Regions from separate parts of the Homo sapiens genome. Here region 1 is linked to region 2. Evidence: chromatin contacts called from ENCODE Hi-C data. All regions are on one chromosome and are shown on one strand. Each heading gives the region's core, a stretch centred on a gene start or an enhancer-like site at or near the end of the contact. The rest is flanking DNA. Distances are from core to core; before and after follow the strand shown. Region 1 overlaps MALRD1 (MAM and LDL receptor class A domain containing 1). Region 2 overlaps ARL5B (ARF like GTPase 5B).

The links. Hi-C counts contacts between places; a loop is a spot of excess contacts on that map. Pooled maps may share reads with other maps.
Region 1: a loop to region 2 is called in a map of IMR-90, with 2.9 times the contacts of the local background. The contact joins two enhancer-like sites. A Hi-C loop is called at or near these places in 2 of 168 maps with a recorded cell type or tissue (A673 and IMR-90) and 2 of 50 pooled maps.

The regions. Positions count from the first base shown.
Region 1 is chr10:19,627,140-19,633,681 of GRCh38, forward strand. All of the region lies in intron 36 of MALRD1 (MAM and LDL receptor class A domain containing 1), which reads left to right. Among named protein-coding and RNA genes, the nearest start is that of MALRD1-AS1, 98 kb to the right of the region's middle. Within about 2 kb of position 2,577, at least 9 of the 41 ENCODE cell types and tissues checked have a DNase peak (open chromatin) inside an H3K27ac peak, as active enhancers do.
Region 2 is chr10:18,678,958-18,685,463 of GRCh38, forward strand. It overlaps ARL5B (ARF like GTPase 5B), which reads left to right. Exons shown (of 6, transcript NM_178815.5): 6 at 1-2,682. Among named protein-coding and RNA genes, the nearest start is that of ARL5B, 23 kb to the left of the region's middle. Within about 2 kb of position 3,339, at least 2 of the 41 ENCODE cell types and tissues checked have a DNase peak (open chromatin) inside an H3K27ac peak, as active enhancers do.

The sequences.
Region 1 (6,542 bases), core at 1,327-3,826, 950 kb after region 2:
TGGTTAGCCATTAATTTAAAATGTAAATTATTATTGACATAACACACAGGAATTAACTTCAGAATTATTAAAAATATATATAGGGGAAAAGCATAAAATTTCTTTGGGAAAATAGCATACAAGAATAGTTTAAAATCTTGAAGTATGAGGGTCTTTTCTAAGCTTAGTAAGCAGCTGTAAAATAAAAGATAAACAGATTCGAAAACTTGATCACATGGATGATGCTTAAAAGTATTCAGTGTGGTAAAAGACACCATAAACAAAATTAAGAAAAAAACAACAAACAAACAAAAAAGCAACAAAAAAACAATAACAGGGCCACGTGCGGTGGCTCACACCTGTAATCCCAGCACTTTGGGAGGCCAGGTAGAGTGGATTACCTGAGGTCAGGTGCAAGACTAGCCTGGCCAACATGATGAAACCCCATCTCTTCTAAAAATATAAAAATACAATTACAAAAAAATACAAAAAATTAACCAGGCGTGGTGGCAGGTTCCTGTAATCCCAGCTACACGGGAAGCTGGAGTAGGAGAATCACTTGAACACGGTGGGCAGAGGTTTCGCAGTGAGCCGATATTCCACCACTGCACTCCAGCCTGGGCGACAGAGCAAGACTGTCTAAAAAAAAAAAAAAAAAAAGGAAAAAAGGAAGAAAAAACAATAATAGGCCAGGCCAGGAGGAAAATATACAGGATACACAACAGCTAGGGATTAGTCATAATATATACTCAAACAATAAAAATTATGTAACAGATAAACTAGACACACATTATTTACAGAAAAAGGAAAATAAATGGTCAACACACATCTGAAAAAAATTCAAAACAAAATTATGTAACAGATAAACTAGACAAACATTATTTACAGAAAAAGGAAAATAAATGGTCAACACACATTGCACTAATGCATAAATGCACTAATGAATAAATAAGTGCAAAGTAAGTCGTTGATATCCTGTTTTTACCTATTAAAGTGACAAAACATTTTTTGGTAATATCCATTATTTATGAGACTATAGAAACACTGTCCCTTTTATATATAGCTTGTGGGACTATAGCTTTTCTAAATATACAACATGGAGAAAAATACAACTTTTGGAAAAATAAAGTGGCAATATTCATTCAATGTTTTAATATACACGTTCCTTAATTCAACAATCCCAATCCTAGGAATGTAGCCTACTAACATATTAACAAGAAATATAAACACAAACATATTGGCCTCAGCATTTTGCAATAGCACCATATTGAAAACACAGTTAAATGTTCCAAATAGTGTCATGGAATAGTATGTAACACTTTTTTAAAATAGAAGATATAAATCCTGACATAGAAAAGTATCCATATTGTTAGGTGAAAATGCAAATGCCAGAATAATATGTATATTAAGATCCTATTTGGAGAGGGAGAAAATGTGTAACTGTGTATGAAAAAGAAAAAAAGGAAACTGGTGAGTTACACATCAAACTGTTAAGAATAGTTAGTGAGCTCTGTAGAAGATTGGCTTGGGGGAAAGAGAGATTTCATACTTGAATTTTTGCATTTTTATTTTACCAGGTACTGCTTTTTATAACTTAAAAAAGCATTAAAAAGATTTTTGAAAACATATGTTGCTAATTTTTCAGGTAAGAAACAAAGGAAAAAAGAGTTTTTATATTTTTAAAAATACTAACATATGTTACAGTAAAAGGCAGAGTCAGTTGGCTGCTTCTAACAAAGTGTCCTGCGGATGAATGTGCCCGTCCCTCAGTTTTTCTTTCCGTGTTGTCAGAAAGCATTACACACTTTCTGCCTCCTGCAGAGCCAAGTAAGCAAGACAGACCAGGAATGTGATTGAAGGTGAAGCAACAAACTGCTCTCGCCCAGCTCACCAAGCCTTCTTCCCTGCCTAATTTGCAGAGCTGGATTGTACTCCAATCACATATGCTAACAGAGTCACAAAAATGAAAAGCACAGTGATACCTAATTTCCCCTGTCTGCACCCCTTCCCAAAAAGCAAGCCTCGTGATATGTTTGTACACTTAGCTATTAAATGGTTTTTAGGCTCCTGATGATAGCTGTAAGCATTCACAGTTGGTGCCTTCCAAATGAATGACCTGTTGACTCATCCAGGGAGGGCATCCTCTAAGGAAAGGCATGGCCCAGATTCTGTTCGCTGGTCATTGCTGACAGGGATTTGTGATCCAGATATTTTCCAAGATCTCTGGTATGACCTGACTGTTAAGTAGATATTTCTGTCCTCCGAGAGGAGTGGTGGGTTATTTGTGAGGCAGTATCTAATGCCAGAGGACTTGCTTTAAAAGAGAGAACAAGAAATAGCTGTCTAGAGTGTAAGAATCAGGAGATTCAAAAAGCTCACTCCATCACCCATCCTAAAGTAGCTGCATAGGAAAATGTTTCTACACAGTTTTCACTTTATCAGTTTTCCTAGTATGTGCACGGCCAAGCTTCATGGGGTAGCCGTTGGTTGAAAATGACACCTCTTCTTTCTTTGCTGTGTGTGATGTGTGTGCATGTGGCCAACGCACTCTACTGAATGGAAGCAAGAGACACAGCTCAGTGGTGGCGCTCGAGAGACTGGAGCTTCTAAGAATGCTGACAAAAAAGTTATTCCTCAGACTGAATTTCACAATTTCCCCAATCAGGCCTCCCCAGTGGCCCTGGAACGGCTGGCCATCCAGCTCTGCTCTGATCCTACACAGCTTTTCTTCCTGCTCAGCCAGCATGAGTTTAACTATGTCAGAGTAGAAGCTTTTGTGCTGTTGCTAGGTGGCTGATCTCTGCCTTACAGAAGCAGAATCTAGCAAATGAGGTAGAACTTTTTGAACTTATCCCTCTTAGTAGAGAAATGTTGACAGATCTAAGTAGTTCAATGCATTTTAATTTTGAAACCCCCTTGGGACTTTTCTTATCCTCTGAAAGAACTAGTTTATGTTTGCTGTTGCCCTAATCTGCTGTCTGTAATTCTGCCATGTAGGAAATCCCTTTGTATTTTTCAGAAAAAGACTTATTTTCCTTATGTCCATCAGGGAAAAGAAGGAGATAATGAAACTGGTTTATGTTCCTAAGTTTAAGGTTAAATTATGACTATTCATGATCAGTGGTTAGAGTTTTTATATATGGTTATATAAACATACACGTTGGTATTGAATTCAAAAATACATCTCTTTCAAATTTATTGTTTGGGCATCCAGAATGAAAACATATAATATCACTTCATAGTAAGTCTTTTCGTTTTAGTGCTACCACCATCTAACAATTTTGAGGACTAAGGTAGCATGCTTTCTAAATATATAGGGGGAATTCTAAGTTTGGAATAAGAACATTTTCTAAGAATTACATTTTTCATTCTGTAGATAAAAACCAAAAAGCAATATTTTCCTGTTAGAGTGTTAGAATGAGAGTGTGTTTAGTTTGAATAAAGACTTTAGTAATGAGAATAAGGCTTTGCATATATTATTCTTTTCCATTTGTTGAAATTAAAAATGATATTATAAGAATTTTCTCCATAGCAATGTAAGTTATGATGTATTGTCTTTTGCTATTGTTTATGGATTTTATGGTGTCAAGAGAACACAAATTATGTACATAAAAAGAATAAGTGAAAGGTATTTTATAGATATAAATATGTATTTATAAGCATATATTTAACTAGGATAAATTGCCCTAGCAAACAAATATATATTTATATTGACAAGTATTTGCCTATATTTTTTGGTTTGTTTTTATGGCAAAACATCATAATATATAAAACTAAATTAGTCATTCATTGGCTATAAAGTATATGAAACATTGTGATGTACAAGGGAAGGAAGACTGGCCTTGGAATTAAAAGACCTGTCTTGACTGCCCTTTGAAAAACTTTTATTTTAGATTCAGAGGTACATGTGGAGGTTTGTAATATAGGCAAACTCATGTCATGGAGGTTTGTTGGACAGATTATTCATCACCCAGTACTAAGTCTAATAACCAATAGTTATTTTTTTCTGATCCTTTTCCTCCTCCCAACCTGCACCTTCAAGTAGGCCCCAGTGTCTGTTGTTCCCCTCTATGTGTCCATGTGTTCTCATCATTTAGCTCCCACTTATAAGTGAGAACAGGTGGAATGTAGTTTTTTGTTCCTGCATTAGTTTACTAAGGATGATGGCCTCCAGCTCCATCCATGTTCTTGTAAAGGACATAATCTCTTTGTTTTTTATGGCTGCATAGTATTTCATGATGTATATGTATCATATTTCTTTTGTCCAGTCTGCCATTGATTGGCATGTAAGTTGATCCCATATCTTTGATATTGTGAATAGTGCTATAATGAACATACGCATGCATGTGTCTTTATGGTAGGACAATTTATATTCCTTTGGGTACATATCCAGTAATGGGATTGCTGGATCCAATGGTAGCTCTGTTTTAGTTCTTTGAGGAATCATCACACTGCTTTCCACAATGGTTGAACTAATTTACACTCTCATCAACAGTGTATAAGGTTCATTTTTCTCCATAACCTCACCAGCATCTGTTATTTTTTGACTTTTTAATAATAGCCATTCTGATTGGTGTGAGATGCTATGTCATTGTGGTTTTGATTTACATTTCTCTAATGATCAGTGATTGAGCTTTTCTTCATATGCATGTTGCCTGCATGTATGTCTTCTTTTGAAAAGTGTGTTCATGTCATTTGCCCACTTCTTAGTGGGGTTGCTTTTTCTTGTAAATTTGTTCAAGTTCCTTATAGATGCTGGATATTAGACCTTTGTCAGATGCCTAGTTTGCAAAGATTTTCTCCCATTCTGTAGGATGTTTGTTTACTCTGTTGATAGTTTCTTCTGCTGCTGCACTTAATAATTGTATAGCAGTATCAGTCAGGAACCTGGTAGAAAGAGAATTCAAGCCAGATGGCCCAAATAACAAAATTTTCATGAAGTGGCCTCTTAGTTTAATGAAGGTATGAGCAAGGTTGAAAGAACAACACATTGAGGCTCCAGAAAACTAGCAGCAGTAGAAAGCCTAAATCTAAAGAGACAAGGAGTAGACCTTGGTTAACTAGCTTCTAATGAGAACTGGCACTGTGGTAGAGCTTCAAAGAAAAATCTGTAGTTGGAGGACAACCTGGTTACTGCCATCGTGAAGAAGTTGGAGCAAGCAGGCAAAATGTATTCCACATCCTCTGTCCTTCCACCTTCCAATCTCCAGTTGCTATCTTCCGTAGGCCAAGAACAGCAGGAAGCCAGCCAACCAGGCAACATGGATAGGAAAGCAGTCCATAGATTCCTTTCTCCCAGAGCTCTGAATAGGGCATAGAAGAGGCTCTGAGCCAGCATAGTGATGCTGGTGAATCTTTTCATCTCTATCTTAGTATATGTAAAAGTTATAAAGATCATTCAGTTTCTAGAAATAAAAATCTGGCTTAAAAACCTAAGGAATAATGATTTTTTTGATAACAAAAATTCTAGTGGTAAATGATTACCAACATTGTTTCACTTATTCAAGGATGTCAGAAACAAATCTATGTTTCTCCCAACCTTACATGCTGGGCCCAGAGCTCCACCCTAACCCCTTTCCAGACAAACCCCAAAAAAGACAGGGCAGAAAAACAAAAAGAGCTCAACCAGAGGACTCACCCAACAATTTTTACATATGTCTCATTTTCCTAAGAAATATGCTGAAAAAATGTTAAGTGAATGTTTAGATTAAGGTAGAATGACCAATAAATAAGAGATTATCCAGATTATGAGTGTGATTTTTTAGAACTTTTGTGCTCCATTGAGGCTATGAAAAGTGTTGAGAGAGAAATGTGAAGAGAGTGGACTTCTGGGCCAGGCACGGTGGCTCATGCCTGAAATCCCAACACTTTGGGAGGCTGAGGCAGGTGGATCACTTGAGGTCAGGAGTTCAAGATCAGCCTGGCCAATATGGTGAAACCCTGTCTCTACTAAAGATACAAAAATTAGCTGAGTGTGGTGGTGTGCACCTGTAATCACAGCTATTCTGGAGGTTGAGGCTGGAGATCACTTGAATCTGGGAGGTGGAGGTTACAGTGAGCCAAGATCGTGACACTGCACTGCAGCCTTGGCAACAGAGCAAGATTCTGTCTCAAAGAAAAAAAAAGAGAGACAGAGAGAGAGAGACGACTTTTCAAGATTTCTTGGCCATGTTGTGAGTTTCACGCCCCCTCATTGGAGAAGCACGGTGTAATTAACTTCGAGGGGACTTCCCAGAGAGCATTGATATGTTTCTTACAGTAGTAAAAGCTCGTAGGAACGTTTGTCAAGCACATAAGATATCTAAAGACATTTGCTGTGGCTGTTGGCCCATCATGTCAAAGCAGAGTGAGAGTAGCTGGAACATTGGAAACTCCACTTCTCCCCTTAGAAGTGGGTCAAAAATATACAAATCCTACAGACAGAATATCCTACCCATATTAGTAATGCCAGCCTGGTGGCTTCAAAAAGATTTCCCCAAATAGTTTTGTCAGAAGTTGAGGAGACCCCAAAGTAAAGAAACTCCAAAAAGCCTTGTGAAAAAACACTTACAGATTTTTTTTTT
Region 2 (6,506 bases), core at 2,089-4,588:
TTCTGAATGCTTATATACTACTATTAAAAATTAAAAATCCCTCAAATAGTAGGGCAATACAGGTAATATGAAATTAAATGTATTTTTATCCATTATTTGATTCCCACCTGTTATTTTATTTAGAATACGAATACAACCAAGTAGGGAAAAACGTATCAGTAACTGCTATTCAACTTAAATTCAGCGAATTAATAGCTGAATAGAAATAGCTAATGACAATGCAAAAGAGAAAACAAGCCATATTGCTAAGAAAAGGATAGTAAGCTGCTTAGAAAGAACCAGCCTGTGTTGGAAATAATTCTCTTCTAGATAATTTACCTTATTTTCTTGGCTTGTACTAATTGAATGGAAGTGGTTAATTTGTTCAGAGTTTATTGCCGTTTGATGCCACCCCAGTCTATAGTTCTGTGTGACTTTCCATATTGAAAGAGTAGGGTTAGTAGCCAGGTTGTCAGTCTTTTACAAATGTCTACATAAATGTCTACATAAATCTGAAAGTGGTTTATATTCAAGGTTAGTTTTTCAGTAGCGTCTCCTCCTTATTCATTCACTTTTACTGTGAAGACTGAAATCCAAAAGCCAGGTTCCCCAAAAAAGTATTTTTAAAAAATTTTAGGGGACCAAAATAAATAGAGGAAGACCAATATAAAAAAATATGTTCAACTATTCCATTTTAAATTTAAAGCAGAAAAAAAAATTGTGCCCCTCAGACCTAAAGGCAGCTTTAAATGTATATAGTTTGGTGAAACATTTGGGAAATATTAATTTGGAGGTTTAGAAGCATACGAAAAACAAATTCAAAGCACTTGAAAGTAAAGACAATATCATGAGGTCGAAAAAACTTCAAAAGGATATTAGGTAAGAGAAAATGTGAATGAAAGCAGTGAATTTCTGCCTCTCCTCGTATTTAGGGTACTTAAAATTACTAAAAAATACTGTCTTTTTACCATACAGCTAGATGGCCTGTATTATTCTTAATGTGGCCAAAGGAGTGAAGACTGATTAGGGTTTTAGAATTTGGAACTGTAGTCACATAAAGGCATCTTTTGCATTTCTTAAACCAGTAATCTACATTTTCTCCTGGAAATGGAGAAATATGAAATGTGCTGTGCATAGCTTTTGGAATAGAAAACAAAGTTTTAAAAGAATGGATATGTTTTCTTGCACAACTTGTAAAATTTTAATTAAAAAATTACCTCATTTTTCAATCCATAAGGTGCTTTGCTCAAGTTTGTGGGATGTTTGTACCATCCCATAAAAACCCCCTTCACCCAAACTGTATTTGAAATATGCAAAATTCATAACTAAGGGATAGCATTCCTTGGAGACTTTGTTTTGTTTTACTCTTGTTTACCAGCTGGGCCAACATGGTAGATATATGAGATTCACATATGGTTTCATTAAAGCACATAGGAAAGTGCTCAGTCAATATTTAATTAGTTTAATTAGATAAGGGAAAGGAGAAATCCTAAATTTGATGGATTCTTTTATACTGTGAATATATTTCCATCAGTGTTGGTAAGATATCAAATGACTATCAGTTGATCCCAGTCATCAGTGACTTATTTGCATATTTAAGCCCTATTCACAAGAGACCATAATCATTTTAATCTTATATTTTCCCTCAGGAAATTTAGGGACTCTGAAGCCCCTATTTTATTCTCTTGGAGTAAACTGTTGAGTGTAGTTACAAAAACTTTTATTTATGACTTAAAAAAAGTTTAGCTGCTATTTCAGTGAAAGTGTAAAATAAAACGGTCATGATTTTTTTCAATTACAGAATAGTTACAAATTTTACCATGTTCATCTATTCCACAGAGCATGTTAAAAACAACAACAACAAAAACCTAACAGCAATTACAACCTTGGTGTTGCGTTTATTCTAATCAGAGTGAATGATTATAATCACACTTTGCTATTTTAACATAAATTGGTGCTTTAGAGCATTAAAGAGGAAGCAGCAGGCCCTGTACTCAGTATTTATTATTTCTTGCCTCAGAATGCAAAACAACTTTAAAGTGTCTATATTCATATATATGTGCATTTCTTAAGATTTAAATACAAACTGTTGTTACTCCTTAAGCTTCAGGCTTTCTGCGAAAGCTCTAAGAATATCTTCATTACTATGCTTGGTCAACTGGAAGATGGTATTAATAAGGTCAGAATTAGGAATTGGATTGCTCTGTGGGTCCTCCGGTATTGTGCAGAGGAAAGAAAAATGTCTTTCACACCACAAACTGTGTGTCTGAACCCCAGCCAAACAAATGTGTTCCATTGGTCCAATATATAAGCATTAACAACAACAACAAAAAATTTAAAACAAGTAAATTAATGCATTCACATGATCACTTCTTGAAAATGGTTCAAAGCATGTTTTCCTGATGGTGGGATTGTTTAAATGACATGTTTTAAAGTTTTTAATACTTTATTAGTTATGAAGTGCTTCTTTTATATGTTAAGTTTAGGTTGCCAGTACTCATAATTTTTATTTCTGCAATTATGTTATAATGAGTTGTTTGCATGCCTACTTAACCCAAGTAAAACGATGCTGTTTGCTCTGGAATGTTCATCTTTTAGACAGGTTTTGGCTCATTTCCAATCATGGTGCAATATAGTGTAACATTCATTTGTTTTCATTCAACAGTTTTATTTTTGTCATAATAAATAATTACTTTTCCAATACGAAGTGAATCCAGTGTTTTCTTTTAAAGGTAAATCTGCTTTAAGTTATTTGCTTGCAAATAATAGAAACCCACCTATGCCAACAAAGAGAGGATAATTGGGGTGAGGTGGTGGAGGCTCACAGAACCCACGGAACAACTGGATTTGTAGAACAGACTGAGACTAGAGACTGGACCATTTAGGAGCAAGCAGGAAGTTACCTTTTTTCCTGCTCATCTGTTTCTGTCTTTCACCTGACTGGATTTCTCTGTTTCCTGATCCACATAACAGATAATGTCCCAAGTCCAGTAGCCTCCTAAATTTGTACAAGGGAGAAGTCAGATTATTGTTAGACTTTCAATTACAATTCCATATTCCCCAGGGAAATTGTTCATTAGCCTGCATTGGGTCATTTCCTCTCTCTGATCTAAACAACTGGCCAAGTGGAAGGTGCATTTACCAGAGAAGGGGAATCCCTGGCCTGGGAAGGTGATCCGGATTGGTGTGTACTCCATTGTGGGGTATAATTGGGATCATCTACCAAAGTTGTGTCCTTGTAAAAAATAAAATAAAATTGAGATCTAATAATGAGTGGGATAACATTTTCACTATGTTCATTCTTCACATTCCTCTAAAGTGGTTTTAACTCCACCGTTTTTGCTCACAGACCTCTTTGGGAATGTGATAAAAGTTGCCTACGTAGAAAAATGACTCATAATTACAGAGTTAGGAATTTTGAGTAGAAGGTTAGGAATTTCAGGTACCTAGGCTTAAGAGTTCTGCTACACACGGAACACTCAGATTTCTTCTGAAAGACACCAGAAACTAGTAAGATTTCATTCTGCCTGTTATTTTTTAATCAGTAAACTTAAGATTGGTATCTTTTTTAAAGCATGTTTTATGTAGGTATTTTTGTAGGTATAATGAATGCATTAAACTGTTCGTGGTTAAAGTGTACAATTTGAAAAGCTTTGATGTGTATACATTTGCAAAATCTTCACCACAATCTGGGTAATGAAAATACCTGTCACTCCAAAAGTTTCCTAGTGTCGCTTTGTAATCCTCCCTTCTGCTCCACTCCCCATCCGCAGATAATCACTGGTTTTGACTAATTATCCCCAATTTTGTGATTTAAAACAGTCTAAAATTAAGGTGCCAGCAGGGCTGTGTTTCTCCTCAAGGTTCAGGAGAGAACTCATCCTCACCTTTTTCAGCTTTTAGAGGCTGTGTGCATTTCTCGGCTCATGGCCCCTTCCTCACATCACTCCACCATCTGGCTTCTGTCAACACATCTACCCATTCTCATCATCCTATGCTTTTCTCATATTAAGGACCCTAGTGTTTCTAACTAGGTTTTCCTTGATAATCCAGGATAACCTTCCCATCTTGAGGCCCTTATGCCAGGTAAGGTAACACATTCACATGTCTTGGGGAATTAATTCTACTGCATGTGAGCTAAAAGAGCATCCTGAACAAAACCCTCACATGCTGGCAGGTGGCCACTTGCGATACTGGCTCACTGCAACCTTTGCCTCCCAGGCTCAAGTGATCCTCCCATCTCAGCCTCCCGAGTAGCTGGGACCACAGGCATGTGCCACTACACCCGCGTAATTTTTTTGTACTTTTTGTAGAGATGTCCCGCCATGTTCCCCAGGCTAGTCTCGAACTTTTGGGCTCAAGCCATCTGCCCGCTTCGACCTCTCAAAGTGCTGGGTTTACAGGCGTGAGCCACTGTGCCCGGCTCATACACTGATTCTTGATTTAACCTTTCTTTGTTTAAAAAACCCTTCCTACTAAGAAATATGTATACTCCTCAGCAAATTTGAATTCACATCTGAGATTTTTGACCTGACATTTTTGTGAGGACTTGGAGATTTGATGTTGCTATACTTGAGGATTATTCTGCAACAGAAACAAATGTAGTTTCAGTTTGATAATAACAATGAATGCACGTCTTCCAAAATGGGATTGGCTGTTTTATCACTTCTTTCAAATTAGTCACCTTATTTTGGCAGATGACACTATATGACTCAACATCAAGATACTTCATACTTGATAGGGATCATCTGATCTATGGCTCTGTTCTGAATTATGGTATTTTCATATTCAATTTAAAATAACACTGCAACCTCTTCTTCCTGGGTTCAAGCAACTCTCATGCCTCAACCTCCCAAGTAGCTGGGATTACAGGCATGCACCAATTACAGGGAAATTTTTTTGTACTTTTACAAAAAACTGACCTCAGGTGATCTGCCCGCCTCGGCCTCCCATAGTGCTGGGATTACAGGCGTGAGCCACCACGCCCGGCCCAGATGCATGTGGTTCTAAAGCTGTTCACTACCAGGGAGAAAGGTTCAAGAAACTTGAGCTCTGGCTTCGTTTTCTCTTACTGACAGAATGAAAGGGAAATGAAAAAATTTCCTCCATATATGCTTTGCCCAAAAACAAAGTTCAGGGGATGCATAGGCATAATGGAAGTCACTTGGCTAGCAACGGCAATTTGTATTCAGAACAGGGACCCTGTGGCTCAGAAGAGGTGGAGAGAAAAGGCTTGGAGAAGGATTTCACATTCTGAGGGAATTCTTAGCTATATGCCTGCCTGAGCTAAATAGGAACTCTAACTCCCTCTGCTTATAAACAAAACAAAAAGCAAACACGGATGCAAACAAGAACAGTGGCTCCTTTTCAAACCTGTTTTTTCTTTCCTTGTCAAAGTTATAATTTCCTTTGAGAAAATTATAACTTACATGACGTGCATGAAACAATGTGCACAATTTAACAAATCAGTAACTTGAACATATGTCCCCACCACTTATTATTGTATCCAGTATTGCTCTCTGGAAATGGCCAGCTTCATGTGGTTGTAGTTACCACCCTCATTCAAAAGTACTTGAGACCATGTTCCACCTCTGAGGGTTTCCCAGGGTGAGATTAGGGCTGTGGCTGATTCTACCCCCAAACCCACAGAATGCCCCAGTGATAGTTATATGTATGACTGTGGTAAGGAGAAATTTGATAGGGAAAAAGAGACGTTGATTTCCCATCCATCTCCTTTATTTCCTGGAGCCTGTGGCATACATGAAACCACCATTGCAAAATAATAACTGAGACAGTGAAAGAGATCTGACCCAACCAACTCCATCTTTTAAGAGCTTTTAACCTCCAAGCTGTCCTTGTTCATTCCTGGGAGCTGGCTGAACTAACTTTGGGAGGAACTCAGTTTATAGTTTGAAACAAAAACGATAGCCCTTTCCCAAGACAAATCCCCTTCTTGGCTGGTGACTAGACTTCCTTTGTGGGACTAACACATTAGCCAAAAGATTAGAAATTATTGTTTAGGAGTCATGCAGCTGTAGGCTGCACGATTCTAAACCTCCCCAGATTGCTCCTGGGGATAACATCACTATTGTAAAACCTAAGATCAGTGTTTGAGATATTTTGTAGACCCTGCACTCAGTGGATCAGCAGGCACCACCCAGATCAATAAACTGGCTCTTGTCTTGTGGTCCTCACCCAGGAAGTGACTCAGGGCAGCTTCAACTCCCTGTGATTTCATCTTTGACCTGACCAATCAGAACCCCCGATTCACTGGCCCCCTACCTACCAAATTATCTTTAAAACCTCCAGTCTCTGAATTGTCAGGCTGTGCATGGATTACTCTTTCTCTATTGCAGTTCTCCTGTCTTGATAAGTCATCTCTGTCTAGGCAGCAAGCAAGGCGAATCCACCTGTTGGGTGGTTATATACAGATTGTTCAGGTCTGAGTTAATAAGGAAAAACAAAGAATTACAACAATTCAGCCCTGATTAATTTTGCTGAATGGTGGAGTCCTCAGTAGAGTTATA